Regions from separate parts of the Homo sapiens genome. Here all the other regions are linked to region 3. The links are chromatin loops, found by intact Hi-C in ENCODE. Cell type or tissue: dorsolateral prefrontal cortex. All regions are shown on one strand. Each heading gives the region's core, and the rest is flanking DNA. Links, peaks and the distances in the headings are about the cores only.

Evidence for each region. Hi-C counts contacts between places; a loop is a spot of excess contacts. Peaks named below come from ENCODE experiments on the same cell type or tissue, not always from the same donor. Only the 100,000 strongest peaks of a DNase experiment are listed, where the experiment ranks them.
Region 1: a loop joins it to region 3, with 3 times the contacts of the local background. A loop is called at or near these places in 2 of 110 quality-filtered maps.
Region 2: a loop joins it to region 3, with 4 times the contacts of the local background. A loop is called at or near these places in 3 of 110 quality-filtered maps.
Region 4: it touches region 3 in a loop (2.8-fold over the local background); 2 of 110 quality-filtered maps call a loop at or near these places.

The regions. Positions count from the first base shown.
Region 1 is chr16:17,060,318-17,066,063 of GRCh38, forward strand. No RefSeq gene overlaps it. Among named protein-coding and RNA genes, the nearest start is that of XYLT1, 410 kb to the right of the region's middle. RefSeq lists an enhancer at 2,034-3,233. In dorsolateral prefrontal cortex, for the core only: no CTCF peak of the experiment used is centred there; a DNase peak (open chromatin) is centred at 2,960; H3K27ac peaks cover 1,268 bases.
Region 2 is chr16:17,407,232-17,412,231 of GRCh38, forward strand. The region is part of intron 1 of XYLT1 (xylosyltransferase 1); the gene reads right to left. Among named protein-coding and RNA genes, the nearest start is that of XYLT1, 61 kb to the right of the region's middle. In dorsolateral prefrontal cortex, for the core only: a CTCF peak has its summit at 2,862; a DNase peak (open chromatin) is centred at 2,850; H3K27ac peaks cover 1,434 bases.
Region 3 is chr16:16,859,041-16,864,786 of GRCh38, forward strand. No RefSeq gene overlaps it. Among named protein-coding and RNA genes, the nearest start is that of NPIPA7, 480 kb to the left of the region's middle. In dorsolateral prefrontal cortex, for the core only: CTCF peaks have their summits at 2,608 (motif pointing right) and 2,808 (motif pointing right); a DNase peak (open chromatin) is centred at 2,621.
Region 4 is chr16:17,127,213-17,132,212 of GRCh38, forward strand. It overlaps XYLT1 (xylosyltransferase 1), which reads right to left. Exons shown (of 12, transcript NM_022166.4): 10 at 454-649. Among named protein-coding and RNA genes, the nearest start is that of XYLT1, 340 kb to the right of the region's middle. In dorsolateral prefrontal cortex, for the core only: no CTCF peak of the experiment used is centred there; a DNase peak (open chromatin) is centred at 2,956; H3K27ac peaks cover 421 bases.

The DNA.
Region 1 (5,746 bases), core at 398-5,397, 200 kb after region 3:
CCTCAGCCCCCCCATGTAGCTGGGATTACAGGCATGCACCACCACGCCTGGATAATTTTTATATTTTTAGTAGTGACGGGGTTTCGCCATGTTGACTAGGCTGGTCTTGAATTCCTGGGCTCAAGCCTTGACCTCCCAAAGTTCTGGGATTACAGGCCTGAGCCACCGCGGCCAGCCTATTAAGGTATTTAATACTTCTGAACTGTACAATGGTTAATTAAATTAAGGTATTTAATACTTCAATGGTTATGCTGGTAAACTATATTTTATGTGTTTTTCCCTCTCCCTTGTGGTTTTCCCCTGCGGCCTCCTACAGGGAAAAGAGGGGAGGACCTATATCCTTCTTCGATATCATCTCTATCCTACAGCTTGTAGGATATGGTACAGCTTGTAGGATATTTTTACCACAATAAAAACTTCTTATAAAAAAGCATTGGCCTTGCACAAAAAGGCCAGAGTTCTAGCCTTTCCTGGCAGGAATACACTGCACTGGGATCCCTTGAAGCCCTAGACTAGCCCCCACATGCAGGAGATTTGGAATATCCTCACTAGACATCAGATGAACAGGGGTCTGTGTGACTTCTTTAATTTTCCATCACATATCTTGTCTTGCCCTAAGTTTCCATTCCTGCTGCTGCCTGGGACAGATATACAAGAGAAACTGGTTTTACATAATTTTTTCCATTGTAAATTTATTCTTGGCAAAGAATCAAACATTCAAATTCTTTCACAGGATTATTTCCTTTCTCTAGGTCTCTTTCTCCTTTGTCTCTTGAAGGTGACATCTGAGCTCGTAAAACAGTTTGTTTCTGTCCGTGTGCTGGACATCGTCCTTTCTGGCCTCTGCTGCAGAATTCTGAGTCTCAATTTGACCCTGAGTGCCCTGCACTGGTGTCCACTGCAGAGAAACTGCTCCTTCCTGATATTTTTTGAGCATGTTACTGATCGCCCCTGCTGACATTATAGATCTCTGCCATTGGCTCTGGTCCTAAGGTTACCTCATTCTGTGATCTCCTCACCCTAAGCCAGGCCTCTTCTGCTCTATCAATTCTCTCAGAAATTCTGAGCCCCTCTAAAAGGAAGGAGGCAGGGAATCTTGTTAGGTTTTTCTGCAGGATGGCTATGTTGGGGAGACACCATAACATCCTAATGTATGTTTGGGGTTGGCAAACATTGGCCCAAAGGTTGCTTGTCACATGACTTTGTAAATAAAGTTTTATTGGAACAGAACTACACCCACTCAGTTACATATTGTCTATGGCTGCTTTTGCAGTACAGTGGCAGAGTTGATCGTGGTGACAAAGGTTATATAGCCCGCAAGGCTGAAATATTTACTGTCTGGCCCTTTGCAGAAAAAGTTTGCTGGCCTTTGGTCTTTGTGGTGGAGTCCAGGGTTGTGCAGGACATATCCTATGTGGCTGTATGTGACAGCCCTGGCTTTCTGTACCAGGCTGTAGCAGGTGGGACTCAGTGAGGTCCCTCAGCCATGGCTGTCTGACCAGTGCCATTCCATACCAGCTTGGGGAATGTTGCAAGGAGTTTCTTTTTGGATTCCAGCTTTCTGTCATACCATTTGGGGTTTCCAACTTCAGGTTGAGGGACCCAGCAGTATCTTCATCTTTCTTTCTCAAAATGTCTTTTTTTTTTTAATCGGAGTCTTACTCTGTCACCCAGGCTGGAGTGCAATGGCGTGATCTTGGCTCAATGCAACCTCCGCCTCCTAGGTTCAAGCAATTCTTGTGTCTCAGCCTTCCAAGTAGCTGGGACTACAGGCACATGCCACCATGCCCAGCTAATTTTTTTGTATTTTTAGTAGAGATGTGGTTTTGCCATGTTGGCTAGGCTGTTCTTGAACTCCTGACCTCAGGTGATCCACCCGCCTCAGCCCCCAAAGTGCTGGGATTACAAGTGACAGCCGCTGTGCCCAGCCTCAAAATTTCTTTCTCCTGTGGTTTTCCCCCTTTGGACTCCCACCCCTTACCCAGGGTTGGAACTACTTATCTTCTTTGTAACAGGTAGGACCTATTGCCTTCTTCTATATCATCTCTATCCTACACCTTGTAGAAAGTCTCTATGCTCAGAACTCTAAGGGTTGCTTTAGAATTTAGAAATATACCTTTCTCTCTCAAGAAAGCCTGGACTATTGTCTCATGATGACATTGACAGCCTATTTTGGAAATCAAAAAGTAGACATTGCTCCATTCTCTTTGTGTTTCTGCTGCAACTATCCCAATCCTTCCCAAAGCAATAGATTCTCTGACTGGGGAGTGGAGGCATTCATATATTGCAAGAACATCATCTTCTTTGAGTAATTATATCTGGCACTGTGCCTGGATCAGAGTAGCTGATAAACAAATATGATCTTGTGGCAGAGGGCTACAGGAGAGCGTTAGCATCTAGATTCCTTGATCTAATATGAAACCCATCCAAAGAGAATGAGATATTCTGAAGAATCATTCTTTACAGCAGGAAACAAATTCTGCCTTAGAGACTGGACCCTACATTTTGTGAAAGGGACCTACGTCCATGACATCATCCAGGTGTGGCCAAGCCGTCATGGCATTCCAGGGAAGCTCCGGTTACAGCGACACGTTCTCACTTTTCCTTTATTTGACATTCAGCCACTCATATGGGGATAGCTTTCTTCAGTCACCATAACCACAGCCAGCTTACACATTTGTCTCTTTGAAATTAATCACTCTTTAGACTGCTTATTCTAATTTCTGCTTCCTGAAGGCAGAGCCAGCAGGCATCTCCACATGGTTTCTCCGTTCTCCAGCTGGAATTTCTGAAGGACACTGTGAGGCCACTTCCATTTCCGCTGCCTCCTGACCCTCTTCTACATCCCAGAGTCTACCTTACATCCCATGAATGGACAAGCAGTGGCGTATTTCTGACTGCGTGGGCTCCCTGCTGTCACAGGGCACTTGCTGTCAACAGAAAGCAGGTGTTCTGGGAAGACTGGAGGAGCTGTGGGTGGTGAGGCAGACACTGGGCTTGGCTCTGGAAGCCCGAACTCAGAACATTAAGCTGAACCATCTGAAGCTCCTCCACGAAACAGGTTGTGCAAGTCTCTCTTCCCCTCTCTATGGGTTCATGCATATTCATAATTAGAACAACTCCAGGCCGAAGATAATGATTCATGCAGGAAGCGCCATTCTGAACATTATTATCTGGGAGTGACAAATGAATTTCTAATTTAACATGTGTATTGCACAAATAGATCACAAGAACTTTAAAGTCAAAAGCATCCTTTGGAGTCATGCAACTTCTGTTGTAATGTAGCATAAAATGATAGGGGAAGGAGGGGATCTCCCACTGGTGGGCTGTGCATAGCGGTTCCCTTCAAAGCAGAGGAGAAATAAAAGGGGGTGAGATTTCAGACACTGTTTGAGTCTACTATAGAAGCCAATAACAATGACCAAGAATAAAACAACAGCGGCAACAACAAAAAGCCAGTCACTGGCACAAGCAATACCATTGTTTTGAGTTATTATTTGAGAATCAACAGAATCCTCCCTATTTTTTTCTCCTGCTGACAACAAAAACGGAGGGTAGGCCAGTTGGGTTCATTGGTTGCTCAATAAGAATCAGAGGGCAGTAACTGCAAGACAAGGCTGAAGAGGGAGTGGTAGAATTGATTTCAGCTGCATTTCAATACCGGTTTCATGTTGAAATACTAATTTATAGCATGATAATATGATAGCAACACTGTCTGCCTGGCTGCAAAGACTGGCCTCTTCCAGCTTGTCAAAGCTGACAGTCAAGCGTAAAATGGCTACTGTCAAGGAATGGCAGCTCTTTTAAGACTAGGTCTTAAGCCATTTCTTAAAGTTCTGTATTTCTGTCATCACTGTCCCCCATCTCCCAATCCCTTTTCTTTCTAAATGCTAGAATAAACTGGCTGCGCATTCTCCTACCTACTACAGCATTCACCAAAAGCCTGTGGAAAATTCATACTGTACTAGAGCCTGGATATCTACTTTTGATCTCTCTCTTCTCTTCTCTTCTCTTCTCTTCTCTTTTCTTCTCTATTTCTTTTCTTTCTTAGCTAATAATGTATTTTAAAATGTTAACTAATCATTTTATGTAAAATCAGGTGTTATGGTAAAGCACATTACTTTCATGACCTCATTAAATTCTCACAACAACCTATGACAAAAATGCTACCCTGATTTGCTGATGATAAAACTGAGGCTCTAAGACATAAAGTGACTTGCCTGAATTCACAGAGCCTGTGATGGCAGAGGCGGGAGTAGTGGAAACCAGTTCTGCTTGACTTCAGAGGCCACTCCTGTCATTCCTAAACTGGATATATTTAATGCTAAGGAGGCATGTCTTTTTAAGAATGTTTGTACAAATATTGATCGAGTGGAACCCTGGTGAAGGACCTTGCTTGGAACTGGACAGTCAGGTTCCCTGGCTTCCTCCAGCTGCCTCCCACCCTGTGGGATGAGGTGGTGACAAAGCCCAGAGGATGTGCTTGTCTGGGACGTAGATCCCTTCTGCACCACAGTCTGGGACAGTCAGGCTTGTACCCTCACCACTCCAGCCCCCAAGAAAAGCTTCTGCTTATCTCCCAGTAGTCCCATCTCTGAATGGAGCACCTCCCCATAACTAAACCAATCACTGAGCCGAGGCAGGGGATGTGGGGTGCTCTGATTGGCCAGGTAGTCACATGCCCCTTCCTGGAGTTGTGAACGAAGTTACCACCATCTGAATATGGTAGTCTGAGAATAGGAGAAAGGTCCCGGTACTTGTCAGGATGACTAAGGTGTTGTGAGCGGAAGCGGGAAGAAATGCCCCCAACACATGTCCACTGGACTTGTGAAGCTTCCCTGCCTCTCAACTCCTCTGGGCTCTGGGGGTTGTAGGAGAATGTATTAGGAAGAGACACAGAAGGGAATGGAAGATAAGAGAAAAACAGGCCAGGTGTGGTGGCTCACACCTGTAATCCCAGTACTTTTGGAGGCCAGGAGTTTGAGACCAGCCTGAGCAATATAGTGAGACCCCCATCTCTCCAAAAAAAAAAAAAAAAAAAAGCCAGATGTGGTGGTGCTTGTTGTCCCAGCTACTGGAGAGACTGAGGCAGGAGGATTATTTGTCTTCAGGAGTTAAAGCCTAAAGTGAGCTGTGATTGTGCCACTGTGCCCTAGCCTGGATGACAGAGCAAGACCCTGTCTCTAAAAAATTAAAAGGAGGGAAATACAAAAGAATCCTTTCAGGTAAGTTTGCTCGCAAACAGAAACACAGAAGTGGAGAAGAATCCGAAAGGGTTCCCTTCAACTCAAGAGAGAGAACACTTAGGAAGAAATGCTTTAAAAGCCCAGTTCTTGGTGGCAGGCATCTATAATCCCAGCTACCCAGGAGGCTGAAGCAGGAGAATCGTTTGAACCCGGGAGGCAGAGGTTGCAGTGAGCCGAGATCGCACCACTGCACTCCAGCCTGGGCGACAGAGGAAGACTCTGTTTAAAAAATAAAAAAAATAAAAAACAGTCCTGTCTTATTCCCACATCCCATACCCTGCAGACCATACAGCAGTGGTCTTCCACTTTTGTCCTACAGATACTTACGGCTGTGGGAGGGTTCCTCAGGATTCTCTGCAAAGAATGAGGTTGGGGTTCAGAAGGAAGCTCAATGGGTAGAGCTCACACTCTCTCCTGGTTTCCACCAGAGCATTCTGTCATTCGTCACCCATTTCTGCATTTTTCCGTAAGACCTTGTTGTTTTGTTTTGTTTTTTGTTT
Region 2 (5,000 bases), core at 1-5,000, 550 kb after region 3:
CAGGTGATCTGCCTGCCTCGGCCTCCCAAAGTGCTAGGATTACAGGCAGGAGCCACTGCGTCCAGCCTATTTATTCTTATTTTAAAAATTTATATATATGTGTATATATATAAGGGGTATAACACAGCGTTATTTTTAAGGAATAAGAGATATTTTGCTTTTCAAAGTGCCTGCTAAGCCCAGTGACATACGCTTGGTTAGCAATCACTAAATGTGGACACATTATAAATCCTCTATATATTTTATAGAGATGGGGTCTTGCTATGTTGCCCAGTATGGACATGCGTTCCTGGGCTCAACTGATCCTCCTGCTCAGCCTCCCATGTGCTGGGATTATAGGCATGAGACAGCAGCACTCAGTCTCTTTGTTTATTTCTCTGCCTGCTCCCCACCCATCTGTGTGACCCCTACTAAAATAACCACTGCATGGTGTTCAAGGAAGAGTATGGCCTTGGGATTCAGGCAGGTCTGCATTCTAACCCAGGGCCTTCTACCTTCTGGCTATGTGCCCCTGAGCAAGTAACTTGGCCTCTGCTATGGCTTAGATGTGTGTCCCCTCCAAACCGCATGTTGAAATTTGATCCCCAGTGTTGGAGGTGGGGTCTAATGGGAGGTGTTTGGGTTTTGAGGGTGGATCCCTCATGAATAGATCAATACCCTCCTTCTATTAGTTCTGCAAGAGCTGGATGTTTACAAACAGTCTGGCCTTCCCCTCCCTCTCTCTTGCTTTCTTGCTTACCTGTAATATCTGCACATGCCAACTCCCCTTCACCTTCCACTGTGAGTGAAGCTGTCGGAGGCCCTCGCCAGATGCAGATGCCTAATCTTGAACTTACCAGCCATCAGAATCACAAACCAAATAAACTTTCTTTCTTTATAAACTACCCAGCATCAGATATTCCTTTATAGTAATACAAAATATACGATGATAGCCTCTCAGAGCCTCAATCACCTGCCCTGGAAAATGGGTACAACACCGAGTTCTTTTTAAGGAATAAATGATGTTTTGCTTTTCAAAGTGCATGCTAAGTAAGTGCAGTGACATACGCTTGGTAAGCAATCATTGAGTGTGAACATATTATAAATTCTCATGAAATCTAAGAGGCAAAGCCCTGGGAATATCACAATATTGATCTTCTAAAGTCAGTATCAGCTTTCTCATGGCTCAGACTCACTCCTGAGTTTTGTGCTTGGATACTTAACAATTGCTCACTCCTAAATTTCCTAACTAGTTCCAGCTTCAAACTGGAAAAATTCCTCCAGTGTATTCAAGCCTCGTTGCCTAGCACCACAATATCCTTGGTTGATGTGCTTCTAGGTGCTAAAAGAATAGGCCGGGGATGGTGGCTTAGGCCGATAATCCCAGCACTTTTGGAGGCCAGGGCCGGCGGATCACCTGAAGTCAGGAGTTTGAGACCAGCCTGACCAACATGGAGAAACCCCATCTGTAATAAAAATACAAAAATTAGCTGGGCGTGCTGGCACAGGCCTATAATCCCAACTACTCAGGAGGCTGAGGCAGGAGAATCGCTTGAACCCAGAAGGCTGAGGTTGCGGTGACCCAAGAGATCGCACCATTACACTCCAGCCCGGGCAACAAGAGTGAAACTCCATCTCAAAAAACAAAACAAAACAAAAAAAAAGAGTAACGAGTGTTAGATATTGGTGGGGGTGGCATCAGAAGGACTTTGTGTGACATTCCCAGGTCTGTTCTGAGCGCAAAGGCCAGATTTAGACAGCGTTGAGAACCCAAATGAGGCTCTAGAAACTGGTCCAAACAATGTGCCCATAATGACACGTGTCAAAACCGAAGAAGGCCTTAGTCAGGGGAAAAAAGATGCAAATTACAAAGACCTTTTTCAGAGCCACCACCTTCTAAAAGTGAACAGAAGGAGCAGGAAGCTGCCAAAGTGTACCAGAACCTCCTCCTTCGACGCTAGAAAGAGTAACAGGTCAAGCTCCAACTTGCAATTCAGTTCTATTTTGAAGTTTACTGGAAAGCAGAAAATAAGAAGGGATTTGAGAGAGGCCGGCAGTTTGAAGGCAAGGAGGAACTGAAATAAACACATTAGACCCAAGAACACAAAAGTCCTAGCAGCTTGGACCTGCTATTTCTCGACAGTTCCTCCAGGCTCCTCATGCATAAGCCAATCAGCAATGATGTGCATATTTCAGCAATGATGTGCATAATATTGATCTTGAACCACAGCGATCTTCCTAGTTCCTTTTGCCAGGAGAAAAGATGGGGGTGGCCACACATTTGAGAAAGAAAGTCCATTAACATTACCCAAGTTGGTTTTGAAGTATTGAGACACTTTTTTTTTTTTTTTTTTTTTTAGATGGAGTCTCACTCTGTTGCCAAGGCTGGAGTGCAGTGACGTGATCTCGGCTCACTGCAACCTCTGCCTATCGGGTTCATGTGGTTCTCCTGCTTCAACCTCCCGAGTAGCTGGGAGTACAGGTGCCCGCCACCACGTCCGACTAATTTTTGTATGTTTAGTAGAGATGGGGTTTCACCATGTTGGCCATGCTGGTCTCGAACTCCTGACCTCAAGTGATCCACCTGCCTTGCCCTCCCAAAGTGCTGGGATTACAGGTGTCAGCCACCACACCCAGCTGAGACACATTTTTAGGGTGTGTGTATGACCGAGTTTTATGGTTGCAAACAAAAGACTCCATGCTGCCCAGTTCAGGCATAAAAAGAATGTCCTGAATAATGCAAGATGATGTATAGGATGCTTGGACAACCAAAGCCAAATGTGGAGGCTCTGCTGTGGGTGATCATGTCCCAACCACACGGACACTGACCAGCACAGACCCTGTCCCTGCTGCTAATGAGTTCACACTGCCACCACCAGGCACAGACCCAAATCCTTGACCGCTGCTGGCTGCCCCTTTTGCCAGAATGGATTCTGTACCAGGCTAGTTTCCCCACATAACTTGCTCTTTCAGGAAATCCAAAAGTATTGATACAAAAGGTGTATTAGAGCCATAAGTGCATAGAGAGAAAAGCGGGTACATTAAGCTTTGATTCTCCACTGCCTGTTGTAATAGTTTGTTTTCACGTTGCTGATAAAGACACATCCGAGACTGGGCAATTTACAAAAAGAGGTTTATTGGTCTCACAGTTCCATGTGGCTGGAGAGGCCTCACAACCATGGCAGAAGATGAAAAGCACATCTCACATGGCAGCAGACAAGGGAAGAGAGAGCTTGTGCGGGAAATTTCCCTTTTCAAAACCATCAGATCTCATGAGACTCATTCACTATCACGAGAACAGCGCAGGAAAGACTCACCCCCATGATTAAATCACCTCCCACTGGGTTCCTCCCACGACATATGGGAATTGTGGGAGTTACAATTCAAGATGAGATCTGGGTGGGGACACAGCCAAACCATATCACCTGTCATTACTTTTTTTTTTTTTTTTTTTTGAGATGGAATCTCACTCTGCGGCCCAAGCTGGAGTGGTGTGATCTTGGCTCACTGCAACCTCTGCCTCCTAGGTTCAAGCGATTATCCTGCCTCAGCCTCCTGAATAGTTTGGATGGCAGGCGTATATCAGCATGCCCGGCTAATTTTGTATTTTTAGTAGAGACAGGGTTTCACCACGTTGGCCAGGCTGGTCTCAAACTCTTGACCTCAAGCCATCTGTCCACCTCAGCCTCCCAAAGTGCTGGGATTACAGGCGTGAGCCACCATGCCCAGCAGCCTGCCATTACTTTCATTAGCACCAGGCTTCTTGCATATTTTACAGATTGCTGTCAATGGTCTAATAAACAGGTGTGTTAACACATCCAGCAGTAAAGAACCGGGGCCCTCGAACCTGCCTGCCTGGGTCTGAACCCTGCTCCCCAGCCCTTACTTGCTGGAAGACCTTGGGCAAATTATTCAACTCCCATCTGAGAATATTATTCATAACAGCACCCACCTCATGGGCCAGTTGTGAAACTTACAGAAGTCAATTTAAACCAAGGACTGAACATAGTACTTGTAATATGAGTTTGTACAAAAGTATCAGTTGCTATTGTTGATGTTGATAATAAAAGCTAAAATAACATTATAACCCCCTTCATGGTGGTAGTTTCTTCATAAGCTGCCATTAAAGCAAAGAGCTACCTACTTAATACAATTTGCTCCCTAATTAATTAATTATATCTAAATTTCATTGTATTGTGTCATTCTACAAGGAATGCTGCTACTATCACCTTGGGCTGCTAAAAAAATGCCCAGTCACTAAAAAAAATTGCTTAGACGGTATTCTCTGTCATTTCTCCCAACGAATAGGCAGTTTATTATTTTTTGAAGAAGTCTTTTGGCTGTGACAATGGGGCCTCATAACAATGAATTGAGAACAATCACTTCCAAACAGCAGCTGAAAACACCCCTTGGTTGCCTCTGAGTTTGGGGGTCACTGATCAAGAGGGTGACTTTTCTGGGACCTCTGATCTCTTAATAGTTGTAGTTCAACAAGAGCAGTTGTGGTACATTCGGCTTCACCTTCATCGTGGGAGAATGACCAGATGCCTACCTGGTTTTAAACCACAGTCAGGGGCTCCGGAAACTGTCCAAGAAGAAACTCCGGTGCCCTGAAGGCCTCTGATGAGCAACAGAGTTACCTTACTGACTGATGGACACAGTTAATTCAGCTGCTAACTCTCAAATTCTACTGCTGACTCACAATCCGGCTGCCCATCACTAGGTGGCCCGGAGGCCTAAGGTGAAAAGGATGTTGTCTTTCTCTGGGCACATTTTCAGAAAGCCCATTTAAACTTCTTGGTGGGGCAAGAGGGGGCATAAAAGGGGGAACAAGATCTTCCACATTGCAATATTCATGTTTTAATTAGCGAGTGTCCAGAACCTCATATCAACTTGATTTGAAGGGCATGTGTAAGAAGTATACCTACAACTCCTTCTCTGAGCCCCAAAATGGCCCCCAAAAACGCTCCGCACAGCTCCTGGGGTTGAAGATCCTGGTGAGGTGCAGTTTGTTCTCACAG
Region 3 (5,746 bases), core at 463-5,462:
CAGGCATACTATTATTAGTGCTTGGAACACTTAGCAACATACCCAGCTACGTTGTAAATTAGAGACGAGGTCTCACTATGTTGCCCAGGCTGGTCTGCAACTTCTGGCCTCAAGCAATCATCCTGCGTCGGCCCGCCAAAGAGGGACCCCACTCCAAAGCACTGGGATTACAGGTGTGAGTCACTGTGCCCAACCCCTACTGATACTTTAAATTCAACACATGTGGGTCAATTATGTTCCATCCATCCCCTGGATGTGCTCTTCACCCACCTCCACCTTGTTCCTTCCATGGCAGATGGAGTCATTGGAACGTCATCACCTCTGGCTGGGTTTGACCAATTAGGAGGAGAAAGGAGAGAGGAGGGAGGAGTGAGGCAGGAGTGGGAGGCTGCAGTGTTCATCCCCTAAAGGTGGTCTCCGCCGGATTGTGTTCCTCCACCAAAAGCCTGCTCCTTTCTAGTGGCCTTCTGTACCTACACGACTCCCTCTTTCCAGGTCTTGGCAACTATTCCCTGTCCTTGTTCCCCCAAGCTTGGAGGCAGTGGCAGCTCCTCCACTGCTGCTGGCCTCGGGTGACTGCTCTCACCCTTGCAGTGGTTCCCTTGCGGGAGATTGGCATCACCTGGAAACACATTAAAATTGCAGACTTGGGGCTACCTCCCAGCCCTTCTGAGCTTGAAATTAGGGGTGGGGCCCAGCAGTCTGCATCTGTTTTTAATTTTTATTTTTATTTTAAGTTCTGGGGTACATGTGCAGGATATGCAGTTTTTGTTACATTGGTATACATGTACCATGGTGGTTTGCTGCACCTGTCAACCCATCACCTAGGTATTAAGCCTAGCATGCATTCGCTATTTTTCCTAATGCTCTCCCTTCCCCTAGCCCACCCCTGACAGGCCCCAGTGTGTGTTGTTCCCCTCCCTGTGTCCATGTGTTCTCATTGTCCAGCTCCCACTTCTAGCTGAGAACATACAGTGTTTGGTTTTCTGTTCCTGCATTAGTTTGCTGAGGATAATGGCTTCCAGCTCCATCCAAGTCCCTGCAAAGGATATAATCTCATTCCTTTTTATGGCTGCATAGTATTCCATGGTGTATATGTACCACAATTTCTTGATCCAGTCTATCATTGATGGACATTTGGGTTGATTCCGCAGTCTGCATTTTGACCAGATCTCTAGGTCTAGGTGATTCTGAAGCACGCTCATGTTTGAGCATCACCAAACTTCACCTTTCCAGCTTTGAAATTAGTAACAAACTCTTCCAATTGTGCCAAATGAACATTTCCTCTGTTTTCTATTGTGATCCTAATGATATAATGACAATAATAATAATAGAATTCAGATCCCCGGCATAAAAGTGACCCTTGTCTAGGGTCTCTTTCTCAATGAATGCAACACCATGGGACTTGTTCTTACACATCTTTTAACTCTGCACCTACCAGCCTGTGTGGTACATTGTAGGTGCTCAGTAAAGGCTCATTTCAACAGAAATTTCATTTTTTTACCCTCATGGTTTTGTGCCTTTCCCAACACACCGTGTATACATCCATTCATCCACCCAGGAATCACCATATGGGTACTGGGGATGTACAGCCAAATATGATATTGTGTTTAGTCTCATGGGTCTTATGAGTTAATGGGTGAGATGTCAGCTGTCTGAGTTTCAGTAACACCATCTATTAATGGATCATAATATTACTGACTCCATGGGGTTGTTGTGAAGATGAAATGGGATAACGCACAGAGTGCTCTTGGCACGGTGCCTGACATTGAAACTATTCAATCAATTTTAGTTTTATTACTATTGCAGTAGTTGATATAGCTTAAGCCTGGCTCAAACAGAGACGAGAACATGATTTGTGGGCATCTCTCCACGCCATGGGTATAAGCGTCTTACAAGTTACAGGATCATTAAAGTACTTTGTAAATTACTTGGCATTTCATAAGGCGTTTATTTTTATTTTTTAATTTTTGTGAGTACATAGTAGGTGTATATATATATGGGGTAAGTGAGATATTTTGATACAGGCATGTAATGTGGAATAAACACATCAAGGTAAATGGGGTATCCATCAATAAGGTGTTTTTATATTTACTGATCTGGCTATTATTCTTGTCCTCGTGTGATATCTCTGTCTTGTTTATCCTCTTCAAGGCTACCCTGTAAGTTTCATTTTGACCTGCTTTTATTCCTGTGCAAAAGTTAGCCAGCACAAAAGAGTAGCTTAATAATTTATTCTGGATTGAGACGCCCTTAGGGTCTGTCCATTAATTTCTTCCCTTCCAAAATGACTATAATTTTTTATTGTTTTTATTGGTTAAAAAGATGTATGTTCATTGCTTTAAAAAATGAAATGATACAAAGCGGTACAAAGTACAAAATACTTTATCAGTTGAAATAAATCACTCAGAGATACCTCTTTTAACATGTTGCTGAACCTTTTCCTTGAAATATCATTATACATTTCTCTGCAACTCTATCTAGTATTTCCATGTTACATGAATAGGGTCATTCTATGGAGCCAGCTCACTTTTTAGCCAGAAACTATCTGAGGAGGCTCTGGGAAAATTTCGTCTGGGGAGGCGCGCTTGCTCTCCCACAGGACCACCAGATGTCGCTGCTTCTGAATTTATCAGAATTTCCTGTCCCCAGGGCAGGCTGCAGAAATTAATGCTCAATGTTCCAATCCTGGGCCCTGGTTCGTACCATCCCTCTGGCCTAGGGCTGAAGATGAATTGATTTTGTTTTCAGTGACACCTGCAGAGGGCAAAAGTCATGCCCACACTGTGACATGGAGTGAACCTGTAGTGGCTCTTGGACTGAACAAGTTCTGACATGTGTGTTGGTTATGTTTGCACCTGTTTTCTCCTCCTCCCCCGTCCCCAAATTAGATCGTGAGATCCCTGCAGGAAGAGACTGAGTCCTGTAACCCAGAGTTCTCTTTCTGTAAAGCCCTCAATACCTGTTAAGTCTCAATTAAGAATAAGGTAGCTTGGGGACCTGGCATGGTAGCTCACACCTGTAATCCCAGCACTTTGGGGAGGCCCAGTTGGGTGGATCACTTGAGGCCAGGAGTTCGAGACCAGCCTGGCCAACATGGTGAAACTCTGTCTCTACTAAAAATACAAAAATTAGACAGGCGTGGTGGGGCATACCTGTAATCCCAGCTACTCGGGAGGCTGAGGCAGGAGAATTGCTTGAACCCAGGAGGTGGAGGCTGCAGTGAGCTGAGATCACACCACTGCACTCCAGCCTGGGCAACAGAGTGAGATTACATCTCAACCAAAAAAAAAAAAAAAAAAAAAAAGAAAAAAGAGATGGTGGCTAGGAAAATAGAGGCTAGAAAGAAAAAAAAAAGTAGGTGTTTTGAAAGCAGAAAACAAAGTATAAAAAATTATTGAGCTGGGAGTCAGAAAATCCAAATTTTACATTTGGATTAGGTCTTAATTCACTGGCTGACTTTGGACAAGCCTATTGACCTTTCTGGGGTCAAGTTGGTTTATGTATAGGAGGTTGGATAGAATGATCTCTCAACCTCTATTAGCTCTGACCTCCTTGGATACAAAAGTTCTTCTTGTCTTTTGTTGTTGTTTTTTGTTTGTTTTTGGGATGGGAGGATGTCAAATTGCATCTAGAAGTGAATCATTGGGCACCGTCAAGAAACCTGGGGAACTCAGGTCCTGGGGCATCCAGGGCAGGTCAGGCCTGAGGCTGAGCTGCACTTAACAATCCACCCTCCTTGCAGGGCCATTGGCGCCGGCCGCACCAGCACAGCCCATACATCATTATTAGATTCCCTTCATCATGCTAATTGACATGGGATGAAAAATATCCAGTGAAGGAAACAGCAAATGCTTTCACATTCAGCCAGGGCACCTGGCAAATGGGAGAAACTGCTGTAAAAGTTAACTGAGATTGAAAACGGGCCTACTAATATCTTGTAGGGTGAATGTTTCCTGTTGCCGGGAACTAGTTCGGATTGGCAATGTGAGTGAGTGGTGGAGACAGGGAGGGAGGGAAGCTTGGGGTACCACGTGTGAAGTGTAGAGGTTGGGGGGAACCTTTTAAGACAGTTTAGGTTCAGATGCATGGAGAACCAGACAGAACAAATAAAGAAGGATAGAGAGGAGAGAGAGGGAGCTGGTCTTGTCTCCTCTAAACTGTAGTGATAATTGTACCCCCTTCTCAGTTTGAATTCTGTTGAGAATTATTTTCTCAAGAAGAGTCCAGTATTGGGTGGAGGGGAATGTAGAATTCCTGGCTCTAGACCAGTCTGGGGGTAGAGGAGGTTGCACCCCAGGGGACATTAGGTAATGTCTGGAGACATATTTGGTTGTCATAAGTTGGGGGCGGGTTATATTAGCATCTCCTGGGTAAAGGCCAGGGATGTGGCAAAACATCCTACAATGCACAGGGCCACCCCCTCCCACCAAGCACATAATGATCCCGTCTAACATGTCAATAGTCCTGAGGTGAGGAAGCCCGGCTCTAAAACAATGTGTGACTTTGCACAAGTAACTAAACACCTCCGGGTGACTATTTTATCAATCTACGTGACAAATTTTACATGGTATGGTAGATTGCTGGCAAAAATAGCCCAAATTCTCCTCCATGTCCCCCCTGGCCATTGCAATATCACTTTGCAGCTCCTGCTATCAAGACATGGAGTCTGTTCCTCACTCTTTGAATCACGGCTAGCCTGTGTCTTGCTTTGTTCAGCAGAATCTGCAGAATTGGTAGCACCAAGTCTAGGCCTCAGAGGCTTTGCACAGTTCTGTTGTCTCCTTCCGAGCCCTGCTCTCCTGTGTGCGTGAGCCTGGGCTAATCTGCTGGAGGATGAGACACCACGTGTACAACAGGCAAACTGCCCTACCCTGTCTATGCTAAAAATACAATTGCTAAAAATTGCAAGATACAGTCCAGCCTAGAGTAAAACTATCTACTGACCGAGGACCATGGACTGCAGACCCTAGCTGAGATAAGAAAACCCACCCAGGTAATCCATAGTTTCCTGGGAGATAACAGATTCGTACTTTTTTTTTTTTTTTTTTTCCTTTGAGATGGAGTTTCGCTCTTTTACCCAGGCTGGAGTACAGTGGCACGATCTTGGCTCACTGCAACCTGCCTCCTGAGTAGCTGAGATTACAGGCACCCACCACCATGCCCAGCTAATTTTTGTATTTTTAGTAGAGACAGGCTTTCACTTGAACCCCTGACTTCGTGATCCGCCCACCTTGGCCTCCCTAAGGGCTGGAATTACAGGCGTGAGCCACCATGCCTAGCTCCAGATTCTTACTGTTTAACCCACTGAATTTCAGGGTGGTTCATTATGCAACAATAGCTAGCTAATATGCAAGGTCTTGAAATTAAGACTCAACGGTGAATTCCAAGGGGAATGGGAAACATCTCAAGATTTGCTTCCTTTGTTAATAGCTGACATTTTCCTAAGTCCGATAGCTTTAAATGAATCAAGATGTGCATAACTGCATCCTTTGATACCCAATTAATGGAGCTGGGCAAGTTCTATCTGGAGACAAGTTTGCTAAAGGTTAATTTTATTCACTTTTATCAGGACAAGTTGCAGCAATCAACTCTGACTTAAACAATAGCGAAAGGGCATTGGTGAGGACACCAGGAAGCTGATGAATACACAGCCTTCAGCAACATCGGGAGTCAGAGCTGCTCCAGGGATCTTGGCAGGAGGGATTTGTGGCTCTCCTTCCAGAATGCTGTCAAGGGTGACAGA
Region 4 (5,000 bases), core at 1-5,000, 270 kb after region 3:
CGAATCCAGGTGTGCTAAAAACTGTGGAGACAAAACCACAACTAAGCATAGGATTTGTGGCCAAAGAGACCTAGGTTGAATTTTGAGCTCTCCCACTTCCTAGCAATCCAGAAAATCTTTGGATCTCTATAAGCCTCAGTTCTCCATTCGGTAAAATGGGACTAATATTACTGACATTGGTTTAGGAGTCATCACTGGAAAAATTCAGAGGAGCAGAAATTCTACCCTAAAAAATACAACTGTGTTCCAGTTGGTTTGATCCTCCCCTGTTTAAGATGCTGGTGCCAGTGACTGGGGCCGGAGAACCTTCTTCGGGCACAGGGTTAGCTTATCTTTAGGGATCTCCAAGTCCTCTTCTCCTCCATCTCCAACTAGAAGTGTCAGATAGTGGAGTAGAATCTGGCCGAGGGAAATGCAAAATACAATGAAATGTGACAAGACCTGGCCTCTTACCTCGGAAAACTGAAGCCTCCCAAAGTCACTGGGTGGGCTTGCGATCTTGAAGACTTTTTTCGGCATCACCCAGGTCTCCAGAGTCTCTAGTTTGCTCACAGCCAGATTGGTAGCATGATGCTTGATCAGAAAGCCCTGGAAGCGGTCAGCAAGGAAGTAGAGGTGCACAGATGCTGGGTGGCCCATTGGGTAGTATCTGAAAACACAGGCGCTCATGCATTAGGGCCCAAGGTGTGTAGGATCACAGTGAGGCTCCCCACCCACCAAGCTAGTTTTGTTCCTAAAGCAGTCCCCATTGTGCACAATGCCTACTGTTTTCCTTGCGTCCTCTGTATCTATGATCTCAATGACTATGAATACTTTTTTCTTCTGCTGATTATGAATGAAAAACATGCTGACTGTAGGAAAGTACAACAAAGAAAGTGAAATGACTACTTTCCATGCCTCTTCCCATACATAATGTCCATTCACAGATATTGAGTCCTCTGGTGCTTGGTACCGGGCAGTGAAAATGGTGTGTGAACACTCATATTGATGGATTTCCCTTCGGCCTTATTTCCTATGCATCTATTTGCATAAATACTATTTGCATAAATACTACATAGTTGGCATCTATCTATCCTAGCTATTATTCTGTCTTCATTGTATAGTATTTCCTGAGGATTATCACATCTTTGAAAAGTCTCTGAAGACACGATTTTGTATGTGTTGATGCTCGGTGTGTTTCATCATAGTTAATACCAGATTTGATAGAGCAAGTTCTCTAGCATTGGATGATAACTCTAATTTTTTGCTTCTCTAAACAATGCTGCATTCAACATCTTTGAGCAAAACCTTTCATTCGTCTCTCTCTCTGTTTAAATGTCTGAGGCTCTTCGTGTCTGCAGCTTAACTGTTTCAGAAGTACTGATTTATTCTCTCACAGTCCTTACCACTTACACTGGTTATCATCTTTAACCATGATTGCCAATCTGAGATAAACACACATGCACATACATGCAAAAGTGGTTTGTTGTTTTAAAATGCACGTCTTTGATCCACAAAAACTTGCTGGCTGAAAAGGGCAGGGAAGTGAAGCAGAGATGTCCGGAGAAAAGGGGGAAGCAGATGGCAAAAAAGGAGTACCTCGGAGGAGACCAGTTTGGTATATTTCCTACTTGTCAGATAAATAGCTGCCGCTTCTGCAATGTGTAAATTGCACAGCTTTATAAGGCGCTTGTGGGTCCTTCATAATAGCATTTCACAAATCATTGTCCCTGCTCAGCTAAACGCAGCCTTCCCTCTGGTCCTGATCTGGAGTTTTAAGTCTTTATGTCCAATTATAACAGTTAGGGAAGCTGCCTTCCTGTGTTCACACATCTCCTGAAATCATTGCCTTGTTACTGGGATGCCTTCCAGGGAGCATAGAAAAAAAAAAAAAAAAAAAAAAAAACTTGAACAGTCTTCAGATGGTTTGTTGGGCATTCACCGTTCATGCAAACCTGTTTTAAATCTGGACTTTGGGAGTGGAAAGTCCAGCGACTGTGCTGTCATTCTACCACTGCAGCAACATCTAGGCAGGGCTATCACATAAAACCTCCTGCGATGACAGAAATATTTTATTTATTTATTTTTGAGGCAGAGTCTCACTCTGTTGCCCAGGCTGGAGTGCAGTGGCATGATCTTGGCTCACTGCAACCTCCGCCTCCTGGGTTCAAGCGATTCTCCTGACTCAGCCTCCTGAGTAGCTGGGATTACAGGCATCAGCCACCATGCCCGGCTAATTTTTGTATTTTTAGTAGAGACGGGGTTTCACCATGTTGGCCAGGCTGGTCTCAAACTCACTCCTGACCTCAAGTGATCCGCCCGCCTCGGCCTCCCAAAGTGCTGGGATTACAGGTGTCAGCCACTGCGCCAGGCCAAAAGCTTTTTATTTCCATAGGATTTTGGGGAACAGGTGGTGTTTGGTTGCATGAGTAAGTTCTTTAGTGATGATTTGTGAGACTTTGGGAAAGCTGTCTCCCAACCCACTAGCAAAGTGTGACTGTTCAGCCCTTGAAATATGGCCAATGTGACTGAGGAACTGAATTTTAAATTGTATTTAGTTTTAGTTAATTTACACTGAAGTAGCCACTTGTGGCTACCGTATTGGACAGCAAAGATAGTCATGAAAGAGCCAGTGGTCACCTGCATTAATGTCCCAAATCTCCCATCTCCTTTATCTTATGCTTTCTTCCATGTGACTTTGCAAGTTTCCTTGTACCCGGGAGGCAGAACCTATTTTTCTACCTCTGGAATCTTCTTTGGACAACAGAAAGTGGTAGAAGGGCTGTCACGTCAGTTCTGAGCCAGGGCCTCAAGATGCCTTGCACATTTCTGTTTGCTTTCTTGCTCTTTTGAGGTCACCATGAGAGCATGCCTGGGCTAGCTTGCTGGAGAAGGAGACATTTGAAACAGCAGAGCTACGCCAGTTGTCCCAGCTGAAGCCATCCTAGGCTCAGGCAACTATTCCCAGCCAAGGACCACAGAGCCACCTCCCGACTTGCAGTTGGCTGCAGATAGGGGAGCAAGGCCTGCCCATACTGGGAAAACTGTCCAGCTGATCTGCGAACTTGAGCATTACATGAATGCATATTGTTTCAAAACACTGATTTGGGAGTTGTTTGTTTCACAGTGTTATCGTGACAATAGACAAAGCACTGCCAGTGTGTGTTCTGTGAGGTGGGTAAAGCAGGAGAATTTGCTGTTACGGGAGTCAAAGGAAGAGAGTGTTTCCAGAAAGCAGCAGTCCAAAAAATTTAGAAGTCAATCTTTGATTACTTGCCTCCCTTCACCTTCTTTATATTTTTTGAGATGGAGTCTCTGTCACCCAGGCTAGAGTGCAGTGTCGTGAAACTGGCTCACTGCAACCTCTGCCTCCCGGGTTCAAGCAGTTCTCCCTGACTCAGCCTCCCGAGTAGCTGGGATTACAGGTGTCAGCCATCACACCTGGCCCCTTCCATCCTCTATTCTCCTTACACACTGCCAGAATCCCGGTCAAAGCCACCATCCTTTTATACCTGGGCCTCTGCAGGAGCTTCCTTAATTGTCACCCTCTCTTACTTTTGCCCACTATAACCTGTTCCCATAGTAGCCACGTCCATCGTCCCTCACTTAAATGCCACAAGCACTTTGCTTCATGCTTTCAGTAAAATCCAAACTCCTTACCTGGTCCACAAAGCCCTACCGCTTTCTCTAGCCCCCTTTTGTTTCCTGCTACCCTAATCCACCACTTCCTTCCTCATTGCTGCCTCTGACTTGTCACTCTCACATGACTTTATCTTCATTTTTTGCACAGCATTTACCCTTATTGATCTTATATTCTGGTTTACTTGTGCTTAGGTACTGTCTGTCTGCACACTAGAATGGGAGGGCTTTGAGTTCACAGGCCTGGTCCGCCTGGATCAAGGCTGAATTCTCCGTGCCTAACACACAGGCTGACACACGATAGCTACTCAATCAGTACTTATTGAAGGAGTGAAAATTCTAGAAGGATTTTCTCTTGAACCTCAAGTTACATCTACAGTCCCTGTAACCAAGGAGTGAGCACAAAAGCCCTCTGATGCCTCATCCTGACTGTATTTGGTATCTAAGTAATGAAAACTGTTAATGTCTCAAAACAGAAAAATAATCAAGATGCCGCACAACCAATCATCATCTACAGGAATGCAACCGAAGTATTCGTTTGGCCCAAAGCTGTTTTTCTTTCTTATTTAAATACGATGAGCACTAAAAAAAATTAGGAGATTTGGTTGGCAACTCCATCTGCATTCCCACGGAATGTACTGGGGTTCAGCTCCATGGACCTCCAGGTTCCCATGGTCAGCCCACCCTGCAGGGGGCACACTGAGTGATTCTAGTGCTTCGTGCCTGCCCCGGAGGGCATTTGGGGACCTGCAATAAAATGCTGACATCCTTATTTCTGGATGGTAGATTATATGCAAACTTTACTCTGATTCTCTCAACCTGCCATTTCAGAAACTTCTGCAATGCATATGTGTTAGTTTATAATGAGAAAAAAAAATCAATAAACATTATTTAATGAAAGGTTATATTATAGACTGGAAAGGCACAATTTGCCTAAAATACCCAGATAAAATGAGACTGTTAAAGTTTTCACTTGCTGTTTCCCCACATGCCCCGGGGCTAGGAATCCATTCTCTTCTGCCTTTTGGGATAAGGGTCTTTTGTCCTGATTTATTTTCAGGCTCCTATTCATAAATACATTGGCTTTGCCCACAGCAAGGCACCACAGTTCCATTACAATAAAAAACGAGGTGGATACCAGAGGATTCCTGGCTCGAGGCAACGTGACGGCTCACTTCATTCCAAAATGAATACTAGGGAGCAACCTTCAACAACCCTAGATAAATTGGGGGTGTCTTTTGGAATTTCCTGTAAGATCATTTACCTTATACATTCTAGGAAGCCTGCAACTGTAATTATTATGGAACGACATTTGCCTTCCAAGTGGCAGGCACTGCACTGTCTACTGGGGATACATGCAGGGATTCTGCTTCCAGACTAGC